Linked DNA regions of Mus musculus: region 2 is linked to region 1. Evidence: chromatin contacts called from ENCODE Hi-C or POLR2A ChIA-PET data. All regions are on one chromosome and are shown on one strand. The core of a region is the stretch at or near the end of the contact, and the rest is flanking DNA. Distances in the headings are between cores, read along the strand shown.

Region 1 (6,296 bases), core at 1,778-4,277:
AATCAAAGCACTCACCCGCTGACGCAAGTCCCGAATAAAGTAATAATACAGTGAATCTCTACCATCGGAAATACCATTCATTCAAGATTAAATAATAAAATAAATCCCTGTCTCAGAAAAGACATTTCTGCTCCCTGTTAAACACTGCACTCCCTGCTCCTGTGCCTGCCCATCTTTGTATTACTTGTTGACTCTGGTTTTTATACCATCCACAGGCCTTAGAGCTAGCCTTTACAGGTGCCTGTGTCTACATCATTTAATACAGTTCCCTCTCTCCACAGATGAACTTACACAGAATGGCGGCTGCTCATCCCTTAGAGACTTCCCTTTCTCTCCTATCAACTGCACTTCCTTGTTTCAAACTCTGCTATCTTGTTTTTTTTTTCAAGTTCACACATTCATGTGTGAACACGTGTACTTGCATAAACATTTATATATCAATGGAAATTACATAGAGAAACTTAAAATCCATTTTTACCTGCATGAGGCACTAGAGAACTAGAGGCCTGGAAAGAATGAGTATTTAAAAACCGGGGCTCATTCACAATTGCTATGCTAACTAAGAGATGTAGCAGGAAGGCATGCAGGACAGACTGTGCCTTAGTGCTGAGCTCACACAGGCCTCCAGGCAGGATAGGGTGTCCAGAAGACAAAGGGAGAGAAGCTTGAAGTTGAAAACGGTACAGTAAAGGTGCAATGAAGACCAAAGGATGAGAGAGGGCGTGGAGAACAGAGGGGCGTCTGAGGCAGAGCCATCCAGAAAGGAAGGAAAACTCCTAATAAAAAAAGGAGCAGGCAGAGATGGGCAAATGCTCCTCGGGGGAGGGAGGCGCCTCTCGCAGGGAGGCGCCGCGTGCTGGCATCTCTGTTATTAGGAACACTGAGAGTTTGGTGATTGCCATAAAAACAACTGGCTGAATGAACCTTTTTCTTGGTACCAGATGTGGGTAACTTGTTGTTCTGGAAAGGGCTCGGATTTACTAGAGTATGCGTTAAGATGCTGATGGGGGAATGCGGAATGAACAAGGGCACTCTCAAGGAAGCGGAGTACCCCGTTAGTTTTAATCCCAAAGTTGAGAATCAAAATTAAACCAGAGATGACTAAATCACATGGTCTTTTTTTGTGCAGTGTTAAACCCTCAAATGAGTCTATCTACGGAGACAACTATCCATATACATAGATAGACAGACTAAGTGACCATTGAGAGAAAACGTCATGGAAGTGATTCTCAAGGACTCTCTGTGCACAGACGCCTAGAACTGAGTCTAACTGAGCAAGGACCACTGGCTGCACCTAGGCATGCAAAAGACATTTTCTCCTTGCACCTGACTTCAGAGGAATACACAAGTGTATTCATCCCCTCGATGAAGACATGCTAAGCCAGTAAGTGAAAGTGACATTATGGGGATGGAGATAAGAGCTTTGGAAACCACCTCTTGGTCTGGAGAGATGGCTTAGTGGCTTGCTGCTGAGTCTGACAACCCAAGTTTGACCCCTAGGTCCTACGTGCTGGAAGGAGAGAGTCAAGCCCCCAAAGTTGTCCTCTGACCCATGTAAACATGCCATGGAGACGTGCACATGCACACATACAACTAAATAAAAGTCACAAGTCACTTCTTTTTCATGATCTTTGAATTCAGGGGGCTCATTCTCTAACATAGCACTTTTCCATTTGTTTGTTTTTGTTTTTGCCACAGCATGCCTCAGGAATTCAGCTGTGGGCATGACCACCACTTACTCAAGACACAAGTCATCCTTGTGCAAAAACTGCATTGTGACCAAGTAGTGGCAAGTGACACTTTCTCAGAATGGAAGCCTTAACCATTGTGAAAATAATCACTAGACATTTCTGAAGTGAAGGAGTTTGATAGTCGGAGTGGCTTAGTATTATTATTAATTATTTTTAAGTATACTTTATGAAACAGGAGAGATGGTTCAATGATAAAGGCACGTGCCACTAAGCCTGATGATCGAGACCCATATGGTAGGAGGAGAGATATGGTCTGCTGATTGCCACACACATGCAAGCCCACGCACACGTTCATACCCACAGAAAATAAACCCAATGAATTAACTTTAAAAAGCTTTCCTCAGCAAGGAAGCACCGGCGTCAGCCAGAGTCCTACAAGTGATGTGAAAGTCGGAGCAAACACAGCTAAAGCATTTGCTATAAATAGTCTATACAGCGTCAGACTGATTTTTTTTTCATTTTCTCTCTTAAACTTTGAATCTGCTTAGTATAAAAATGTATACTTAGTATAAAAATTCCTGCAAGCCCTTGAGAGTCAGGGATGTTGTTTATTTGTTTCTGAGAACTGCAAAATTAGTACTGTGCCCAACCAATAAAACACAGCGTGAGTCCTAACAGGTCAAAATGAACTGACCCAAGAGCCAGCTTAAGTTTTCTTTTCTTTCTTTTCAGTTTTTAAAAATTTCATGTGCCTTGGTGTTTTGCATACAAAGTAAGTCTGTGTGACGGTGTTGGATCCCCTGGAACTGCAGTCACAGACAATTAGAAGCTGCCACATAGGTGTTGGGTCCTCTGTAAGAACAAACAGTGCTCTTCCCACTGAGCCACCTCTCTGACCCAGCTTACGTCTTCAGGAAACTTGCAGACTAGATTTGTATCTTTAATGATGGGTGGATATGGTGACTGTCCTTCTCAAACTGTACTGTAGCCCGAGTGAGACTTCAACCCTGGAGATATGTTTGGCTTGAAGAATAGTGACAAGAAGGTGGTTACAGTCATAACAAAGGAGTGGCCAAGTGCTGCGGCAGCCTCTGTGAAGACAGGAGTCAAGGCCATGTTCCCAGCGATTATCAGGCCCACACTCTCTGGCACCCCGTAGGATCTGTACTGTATGGTGACGAACGTGTTCCCCTTCTCCTCTGCCAGTGTGAAGCCAGCTGGTATCCTGCGTGAACACAGTATTCCCTGTATCTCACTCAGTCTGGATGGAGGCCCAACACTGGGTGATAACTCAACAATTCCGTTCAGGAAGCAAAGCCCATGGCATTCCTTAGAACTTTCAGACTGTCTAGATGAAACAGGCCCATTTGAATGCTTTCCCCCCTCCCCTTCAGTGATAGCTGAAGAATGTAGTTTTTCATGGGTGGACACACTGGGTATGTGACAGATGTAAATTCAGATACAGACAAAACACCAGCTACATGATTCAGACTCTGTACCATGCTTCCCCAGATCTTACTTCAGCAGGGGTCAAACAGAGGAACGCTGGTGTTTGACAACTGTCTTGAGTCATCAGAGGAAGTTCCTAGCGTTCGGATGTGCTTGTTGAAATAACCCTGGTGAACAAAGCCAGCCTCCCCCTTCCCCCCACACTTCCCCTCATCCCTGTGGGCCAGTGAGGTTTTCATTTTAGGAAATGGAAGTGTCAATGTGGACAAACTGTCCTGAGGTATTTATAGCGGAGTGTGTCATTTTCTTAAACTGCCTTCAAACCAGGTAATATGTGAATGGAAAGGGGATCTGAATTTCTTCCACTCTTTCGTGCCATCTGAACAGAACTGCGCTGAGGCTCCCTTACACTTAATGGCTCTCGGCTTTGTCTTTTGAGACTGGGTCCCTCACTTATAAAACTCATCTAAAAAGCTCAGGGAATCCTCTGGGACCCACGTCTCCAGTACCAGGATTTCAGGAGTAAGGTACCAGATCCAGTTTCTGTGTGGGTGCTAGGGAGCCAAGATTAAATTCTCATGCTTGCCTAACAATTCTCATGCTTGCCTAACCTTCTTGACTGGGGGAGCTCCCAACCCCAACGTTTTAAATTTTTAAAAAAGTGTCATTTTGAGTGTGAGAGTGTTTGTGCACGTGAGTCTGTGCCCAGGAAGCCCAGGGAGGCCATGGATGCCAGTTTATAGCATCTGCAGGGTGCCAGGTTTGCTCCTGCACAATCAACACCTCAGAAAGTTAGCTGTTGTTCTGCCTGGGTCCTCCTGATCATGGGATGTTTTAAGTGGAAAGGAGGAAAAAAAAAACAAAAAACAAAACAAAAGGAAAAGGGACCCTTGAAGGCTTATAAGCAGAGTCTGTTTTATATTCATGGTGAGGAGACTCTGACCCTCCCAGGAAGGCTCTAAAGGTTAAAAACCACGAGGTAGTAAATAAAACAGAACTACTGTTCGAATCAGCTCTCAGGGCGATGATTCACTGCACTGGCTCATCCTTGGGAAATCACCTACTAAGTGGAATTTAGCAGTGAAGGTGTTATTTTTGGTGCATGATTTATTGCTCCCCCACCCACCCCCTGGGGATTGAATCTAGCTTTGCCAGGCGGAAGTGCTGTCTCTCGAGGGGGACAGGACTGTGTCCACTGCTGAGGCTCTAGGATACTGAATCATGTAACGGGAAAGCCACAGAAGCCAAGAGACTAGATGACCCGGGCTCCTAACACTGGCTCTGTAACTGATTAACACAGCAAGGAGAGCAAGTGGGTACTTAACCTCTGCTCATCTGTAAAAACCCGTTGTCTCAGCTTCTGACCATGCTGTGGCACAGACCAGAGTACTATAAAATTAATAAACCACACGAACAAAGCAGTTAGCACCGTGGAAGGGCAGAAAAGTCTGCCTGGCGGAAGCAACCCTGCCAGGAAGGTGGCAAATGCAAGACATTCCCACTCGCTCCAAAACCTCTCATTCTCTGTTAATCTCACAGCACCCTTTCCCTTCCCCCAACTTCCTTGGTTTCATTATGACTAATTTTGCAAGGAAGATTTAATACTGGTGTTTTGCTCCTTTCCCTGGACCAAATCTCTCTAGGTTTAATTCACCCATGGTGCTCTGCTATGCTGTTTACAAAGGTCACCAGATAACTTTAGAGCCGCTACAATCTGGAAAATGACATGCACAGGAACAGGTATATTCCCTGTCATCTGCCTAAAGAAATAAGGCTTACCAGCTGCCACCGCCCCTGCCACCAACCAGCTGCCACCGCCCCTGCCACCAACTCCTCTTGCACACTCTCCTTATATTGATGGAGACACACTGAGACTCTGAGAGATTACATAGCTAACCGAAGGTCTGACATTATGGCCATTTAAAAAAATCTCTTCAGAGAACATTTACCTAATGTTCAAAACTCATTACTGAATTTTGTTTGGATCCTGACAATACAACTATCAACAAAACATAGTCATTTCTGAATATATTAACAGAGTTTTGTTAGCAGATGTGAACATTTTTTGTTTATGTTTGTTTACCAGTGGTAGTGTTTCCATGAATTTCTTTCTCAATCTGCAGCGCTGACACTGAGCCCAGATAATCTAGCTTAGAGAAATGAGATGAAAATCATGAATTATGATTTTAGGGGGGAGGGTAGGGTAGGGTAGGGGAGGTGGCTCAGCAGTTAGAATGCTTGCCGAATAAGCACAAGAATCGGAGTTGAGATGTTCAAAACCTACTTAAATGTAGGGTGGGTGAGGCAGCCTTGGAGGGTGGAGGCAGAGAAGCCACAGAGCTAGTGAGATCATGGACCTTAGAAAAGAGTCTATTACCTCCACTTCGCTAGACCGGAATGATTTCTTACTACAATCTGAATCTTATCCTATACCCACAGATAAATGTAACTGCCACCCCTCAAAGAGGTCTCTCTTCACAGCAGATGAAGAGTATCACAGAAAACAACTGGGCGCAAGGCAAAGATCAATGGAGCATGGGGAGCCAAGTGCCACAGCTACACCACAGCTCCCGAATCAGTGGCTCAGGAACATGGAGGAAGAAGGATGGAAATGTTTTAAGAGTCAGAATACCAAGAAGCCAGCACTGAAACAGTTTCTCCTGGGAATGGATGCATAAAGAAGACCAGAAAACCAGAAGTATCCATAGTCATATTAATCTGGAAAGGAGAAAGTTTCACAGGATCCTACTCACCAAACAAAAAAACACTGGCAACTAATGGTTGCTGGGAGAAGGAGAATTGTTAGCCTCTCCCAGGGAAGGACCCCTTATCGGCAGTCCAATGTGGAGTGGTCAGCCTTGGAACCATATGCATGTAAATAACAACAACAACGACCACCACCACCACCACCACAACCACCACCACCACCCCAGATTCAGTAGGGTGTATTTATAATATATATACATATACATACAAATAGATATAAGCACACATATATATTGTATGTGAATATAATAATAGCTGGAGAGTAGGGGGTGTATGGGAGGGATTGGAGGGAAAATGGGGGAGTGACATAATTCTATTTCCATTAAAATCTATTTAAAAAAAGTGTTGTTACCTAAAAAGACATAGAGAACACCACCAAGTGTCAATTAC
Region 2 (6,296 bases), core at 2,602-5,101, 93 kb before region 1:
TGGTTTCATAAGTTGCTGATACAACTCAGTGCCCTCTATTTCGTAAGAAAGCTTTAAAACCAGAGACATACATTAAAGAAAGAAATATAAAGTACATCATGAAATGTCTAAAATATCTATCTACTAGGCTACTGGGAAAGCAAAAGAAAAAAAAACAACTTTATCAGACAAGAAAAACATTTCAGTCATTTGGTTTTGGTCAAAATGTAGTTACTAGCTGCAGTGTCATGAGCTGCACTCAGTGAGGTTTGGCAAACTAATGTTCTAAGCTGATTTGTACCTTGGTTTCCATTAGAACCACAGAAGCCTTCCGATAGATGGAAGTCATAGAACAGAACCCCTTAGGAACCTAATCAAGAAGTGCACTGATTGTTGACGTTGGCCCACACTGTGTTATCAACATCACCACAGAAGAAACAATCAGGTGAATCTATACATTCAAACGCCTCAGGTGTGCCTAGGTCTAAGGCCTGGGCTATCTCTTGCTAACACAAGGAAACGACAAGTCTGCACACTTGTCATCACCTTCTGGGTGAGGTGTAGATCCATTTTCTGCACTTGGTGTCAGTAGGAATCCCTTCTCTGTTGCAATCACAGCATATGCTGAGCTTAAAATATACAGAGGGTGACTGAGCAGCGGTTCTTACCTGAGAGTGGCTGTGTCCCTCAAGGACATGGGTTGAGGTGTTAACAATGGGAGACACCACCCATGACTAGTCAACAGGGGTCATGATGGCCTTAAGTATCTTACAAACCAGGCATGGTGGCTCACATCTTTAATCCCAATGCTCAGGAGGTGGAAGCTGGTGGGCCTCTGTGAGTTTAAAGCCAGCCTGATCAACATAAAGAGTTCCAAGCCAGCCAGGGCTATATAATCAGACCCTACAATAATAGAAAACCGACCAAGAAGTAAGGGGTTGACCAGTATGACTGAGAACTTCTAAGTTAAATATCTACTTGGTACACCCAGTCCTTAAATAAGGACTTGAATGAACAAAGGAAGACATGTTTGAAACAAGATAGTATGTAACAAATGAAACATACACAGCCATGGGCAACCACAGAGTTGTGGGGGAGAAGGACTATACCATTGTTAAAGACCTGGGTTTATATGAAAGGAAGGAGACTTTGGTGAGAGTGGGCATAGAACCAGCAAAGGAGCAGAGTCAGGTGAGAAACAGTGGCAGGCTAGTGGAGCTGACACAGGGCAGACAAGAGCACACGTTAGCTTCCTGAAAATGAACTCTGCCTCAGACAATTCTAAATAACCTAGATAACTCAGGTCCTTTCACTGTTAACCTTTCATGTTCTATAGCCTCGGCTCTCAACTCTGTGCATGTAAGTTACCTGAAGATTTATTACGTCTTTTAAAAGTTGATTCCTCATAGATTCTGGTTCAGTAAGTTTGCGGAACAACCAGACTATTTGGATTCTGAAAACCCTGAGGTAAATCAGATAAAGGTCACTGTTGTAACTCTTCCTCCCACTAACTTCGTATCCCTGTTACATATTTAGGACTTCAGGTCAAATGAGATGATTCCCAACACACGAACCTTTCTGCTTTCATACTTATCTATGCTTCTGGGCCAATTTGTCTTGGATAGTTTCTTGGGTTTTTGTTTTATTTTGTTTTGTTTTTCGAGACAGGGTTTCTCTGTAGCCCTGGCTGTCCTGGAACTCACTTTGTAGACCAGGCTGGCCTCGAACTCAGAAATCCACCTGCCTCTGCCTCCTGAGTGCTGGGATTAAAGGTGTGAGCCACCACTACCAGGAGGATAGTTTCTTGTTAATGTGTTTCAAACTAAGCTATCTGAGAGGAGGGAATGTCAACTAAGAAAATATCTCCATAAGATGCAGCGGCAGGCAAGCATGTACGGCATTTTCTTAATTGGTGACTGATGGGGTAGGGCCAGCCAATGGTGGGTGGTAACACCCCTAGTAGCCCTGGGTTCTATAAGAAAGCAGGCTGAGCAAGCCATTAGGAACAAGCCAGTAAGCAGCAGCCCTCCATGACCTCTGCACACACTCCTGCCTCCAGTTTCCTGTCCTGCCTGACTTCTTATCCTGGTTTCCTTTAATGATGGACTACAATGTGACGTGTAAGTCAAATAAACCTTTTCCTCCCCAGCATACTTTGGGTCACAGTGTTTCATCGCAGCAGTAGAAACCCTGACTAAGACAATTATTTTGGGAATTCTAAATAACCAAAAATGAAAATGATCCATAAGCAACAACACTTTACAGTTTCAGCAAAACATAGCTGTCACTTTAAATTTCTAAAAGTTGAGTTCAAAAGTTAATCATGGTGAGCAGTTATATAAGTTATGGTCAGTTTATGGTATCATACCAAGTAATTGCTAAAAGCAATGACCTCTCAACAAAAGTCATATTAATACTACACAAAACCAGGACAGGAAGCTGGGCGTGGTGGCGCACGCCTTTAATCCCAGCACTCGGGAGGCAGAGGCAGGCGGATTTCTGAGTTCGAGGCCAGCCTGGTCTACAAAGTGAGTTCCAGGACAGACAGGGCTACACAGAAAAACCCTGTCTCGAAAAAAACAAACAAAACAAAACAAAACAAAACAAAAAACCAGGACAGGAAACCTCATGTGTATCTAGCTCCACCTTTCTATAAACAATAAAGATTAGATATAAGCATGCAAGACTTAATCCAAATGCTTAGTATTTTACTTCTTCACTTCTCAAATAATAATAAAAATAATAATAAAGACCAAGACTATGTAATTCCTAAACAGTGATGAATCCAAGGAAGCAACAACATGTCAGGTTCAAATTCTTAGCGACCATAAGGAAGCATTTTTCTAAACTCATGGGGTGGTAAGCTTAATTTGAGATTTGAAAATACACTGAAAAATCCCCATCAGAAATGACAGGGAATAATGATCCAAGCTGGGATTTGGTAACAGTGAATGATTCCTTTCAGTCACCAGAAAGCAAACCAGAGAGTTAGAGAATATTTGGTGGAGATAAACTAACAGTAAGAATGGTTCTGATGAAATTGGTGTGTTCTGATAGGTGGACTGTAAAAGCAAGATAAATGTAGCAAAGAGGAAATAAAGGTAGAATACTTGAAGTCATTTCAAACTCTTGTATATTTTTTTTATGACCCAGTGTTCAGGTACCATGCATCTAGGATTTTAGATTTCAAATACTCTAACCCCATGAATACACTCAAACTAAGAGAGTCTATTTCTGCTCACTCTTAGGAAAATATGGATGCTGTATTTCCACCGATGGTTAATAGCCTTGAAACACCATAATGACAGAATCCAGACAGCTCGCTGAGGTCCAAGTAATCCTAGCTACCGAGGTGAAAGTGTGGGGTGTGAATAATTCCATCACCTTGTCACCCCGCCCCACCTCCCTCGCCGCACATATTCTTGCTATGTTCGAAGTCCTCCGGAGCAGGGAGAGCTATCTATCCTTTTATTAACCTTTCGCACAGGTTGGAAACCTTGGTAATCTACAAACCAAGTCTGCCACTCAACACCTCTATCGCTGCACCGGCAACTCGTTGGCAGGATAATGCTTTAGCAACCTGTAAGCAAACCTGTAAGAGCTCTCTAGAACTTTCCATCCTTGAGTGAGGGCCGCTTCTGACTGCTGGGGCAGAACCCTTGCATGCTCAGCTTGCTTTAACCGAGTTAAAGGGGTGCACTAGGAATTCCACGGTAGGGTCTGAGGATACACTAGCCGTGGTGTGGATGCACACGCTGCCACTCCACGCCATGCCCGCAGGGGGCCCTCGCTCACGCCTCAGCTCGGGGTCGGTGGCAGACGATGTCCCTGCAGGAAAAGGTGTCAGCTGACCCTAGTCCCACGAGACGTCAGTGGTGTCCGCGTCCCGCCAGCGCGTTACCTGCAGCAGGTGAAGCTGGGCCACGAGGCGCCGCGGCAGATGCAGGAAGCAGTCCCGAGCATTCGTGAAGGCCACCGTCACGACCGCCCCACCAGACCCCGCACCCGCTAAGCGATCGCTGCTCCACATTGTCCCAAGGTTCAACTCTCACCGGAGAGCGGAGTCCACCGGCTTCTCGTCAGGTGAGAGCGTCGGAACCCGAGAACATCGATCAGGCCCGCCCCCCTCTTCCCACGCCCGGCCGCTGTCACCCTCGGGCCACCTCCGAAGCTCTAGGGGGCGGCACGTCGCTCGTCGAATTCTCGCTCTCAGGAGATGATCGTCGATGGGGTCGATCCTTCAGCCAATCCTAGCACGCCTGGTCCATCCTGCTCTCTTATTGGACTCAGAGGAGCGCGGCTGGCGGATGTTGTTCTGGCGCGGGGGACTAGAGCCGGCAAGATGGCATCCAGTGACGGGAAACCTGGTGGCGTATTCGATCACCACGTCCAGACGGCTGTGTGTGACTCGCGGGCCAAATACCGGGAGGGCCGACGCCCTCGCGCGGTCAAGGTAGAGTGACTCGGATTCTTCTCTCCCCTCGGCAGGGACACTAAATTCCTGTGAGCACTAGCTCCCCAAGGCCTGCCTCCATAAAGGCATGGCAGGGATGTTGTGAGATCCATCTCTAAGTGGAGGGGGCACGAAGAACCCGGGCCCCGGTACCAAAGGTTATCACTACCCTCGGTTAGCTGCTTACCAAACCTCCAACCCACTATTTTTAGCTTTGTATCCTATGTGTTTACAATAGCGCTTCTCACAGGGCAAGCCCAGGGTGAGTGAGTGTTCAGTGGCTGTTTACATTAACCTCTCTGGAGTCAGCTTTTGGAAAAGACGTCTGTTAAGTGGTTTAGTCAGATACCCTTATGTGGAGTGTGGTAGTCTTTAGGCAGAAGAGTGACAGTTTAGTGTGTATGTTTTGCAGACCGGATTGTTTCTTGTTTTCAAAGCTCCATTTAAAAGGGGGTGGGAGGACCGATTTGCCATAGGCTTGTTTGAAGAGTACATTTAACGAGGTCTCCTTTGACTTTAGGTATATACAATCAATTTGGAGTCTCAGTACTTACTAATACAAGGAGTTCCTGCAGTGGGAGCCATGAAGGAATTAGTTGAGCGTTTTGCTCTGTATGGTGCGATTGAACAGTATAACGCTCTAGATGAATACCCAGCGGAAGATTTTACAGAAGTTTATCTCATTAAATTTGTGAAATTACAGAGTGCAAGGTATGTACAAGTTAAGCAGAACTCCTGTTAAAATCTTATTCCTGTTGCTGTCATTTTGGCCCCAACTGTTTCCCAAATGTACCCAAAGCACAGAAGCACTTCTTGCTCTCAGTCTTCCTGATTGGGGGGAGGAGGGGAGGGGACAGGGTTTATTTGGATAGCCTTAGCTGTGCTAGAATTAGTTCTGTAGACCAGGCTGGCCTTGAACTCAAAGATCCCTTTGCCTTTGCCTCTGACTCTCGAGTGCTGGGTTTAAAGGTATGCACCACTCCACCTCGCCTTCCAGTTTGTTTTTCACCAGGCCTCACATCTGCGACTTAATCACTCTAACAGTGAGTGACATCCCAGCTCTTCCTTCAAGCTTTTAAAAGGCTGACTTTACAACAATACTCTTCCCATCCTCTCATACCTGTGCTTGGCAAATTTTGAACCTGTAGTGTGGTAGATTAAGAATTACGTTTGAAGTAAATTATCAGTCCTGTGGATTCATGACTGTGGAGAATTTTAGTCCTCCAAGCAAATTTTTGTTCTTTTCCTAAAATCCATATGGCAAAAAGGACTACTTCTTGAGGTTCACTGAGCAAGGATGAAATGGGACAATTTATGTAAAGGGAGTAGACTGGTACCTCCTATTAAGAGGAAATAGTAGAGCCGGGCAGAGGTGGCACATGCCTGTAATCCTAGCACCAGGGAGGCAGAAGCAGGTGGACCTCTTGAGGTGGAGCCAGCCTTGTCTACAGAGTGAGTTCCAGGAGAGCCAGGGCTACACAGAGAAAACCCTGTTTCCAAAAAACAAGCAAACAAACAAAAAGTAACTATTAGTAATGACAGTTCTTATTTGTATAGTTCTATGTTAATCAACTTTGTATTCCAATAAGGAATGCTTTATTTTATGTTAACCCCTTTTGGCGGGGGGGGGGGGGGGTGCATGTGTGTGCATATTCCTGTGTGTGTATGTGTGTGTGTGTGTATGTGAGTGAACACTAGCCTGAAACTGGCTGTGTAGACCAGCTGACCTAGAACTCAAAACTTCCTCCAGACTCTGCCTACCCATCTCCACCAGGTTCAAAGGCTTGTGTGCACTACAGTGTACTCTATCCTATTTTTTGAGGTTGGGCCCCTCCCTCACTGAGCTCATTGGCTAGATTGGTGA

Evidence for each region. A loop is a pair of places that touch in the nucleus more often than their neighbours do. ChIA-PET counts read pairs that join two places held with the same protein, here RNA polymerase II (POLR2A).
Region 2: a map of v-Abl transformed pro-B cells shows a loop between it and region 1 (2.7-fold over the local background). The contact joins the promoter of Rbm48 here to the enhancer-like site in region 1. A Hi-C loop is called at or near these places in 1 of 37 maps with a recorded cell type or tissue (v-Abl transformed pro-B cells). POLR2A ChIA-PET finds 5 or more read pairs at or near these places in 1 of 5 experiments (Patski).

What each region holds. Positions count from the first base shown.
Region 1 is chr5:3,499,787-3,506,082 of GRCm38, reverse strand. All of the region lies in intron 5 of Cdk6 (cyclin-dependent kinase 6), which reads right to left. Among named protein-coding and RNA genes, the nearest start is that of Fam133b, 41 kb to the left of the region's middle. Within about 2 kb of position 3,027, at least 1 of the 3 ENCODE cell types and tissues checked has a DNase peak (open chromatin) inside an H3K27ac peak, as active enhancers do.
Region 2 is chr5:3,594,102-3,600,397 of GRCm38, reverse strand. It overlaps Rbm48 (RNA binding motif protein 48), which reads left to right and starts at 3,851. Exons shown (of 5, transcript NM_172991.4): 1 at 3,851-4,432; 2 at 4,953-5,143. The coding sequence starts at 4,196. Pex1 (peroxisomal biogenesis factor 1) reads right to left here and starts at 4,332. Exons shown (of 24, transcript NM_001293806.1): 1 at 3,881-4,332. The coding sequence starts at 4,009.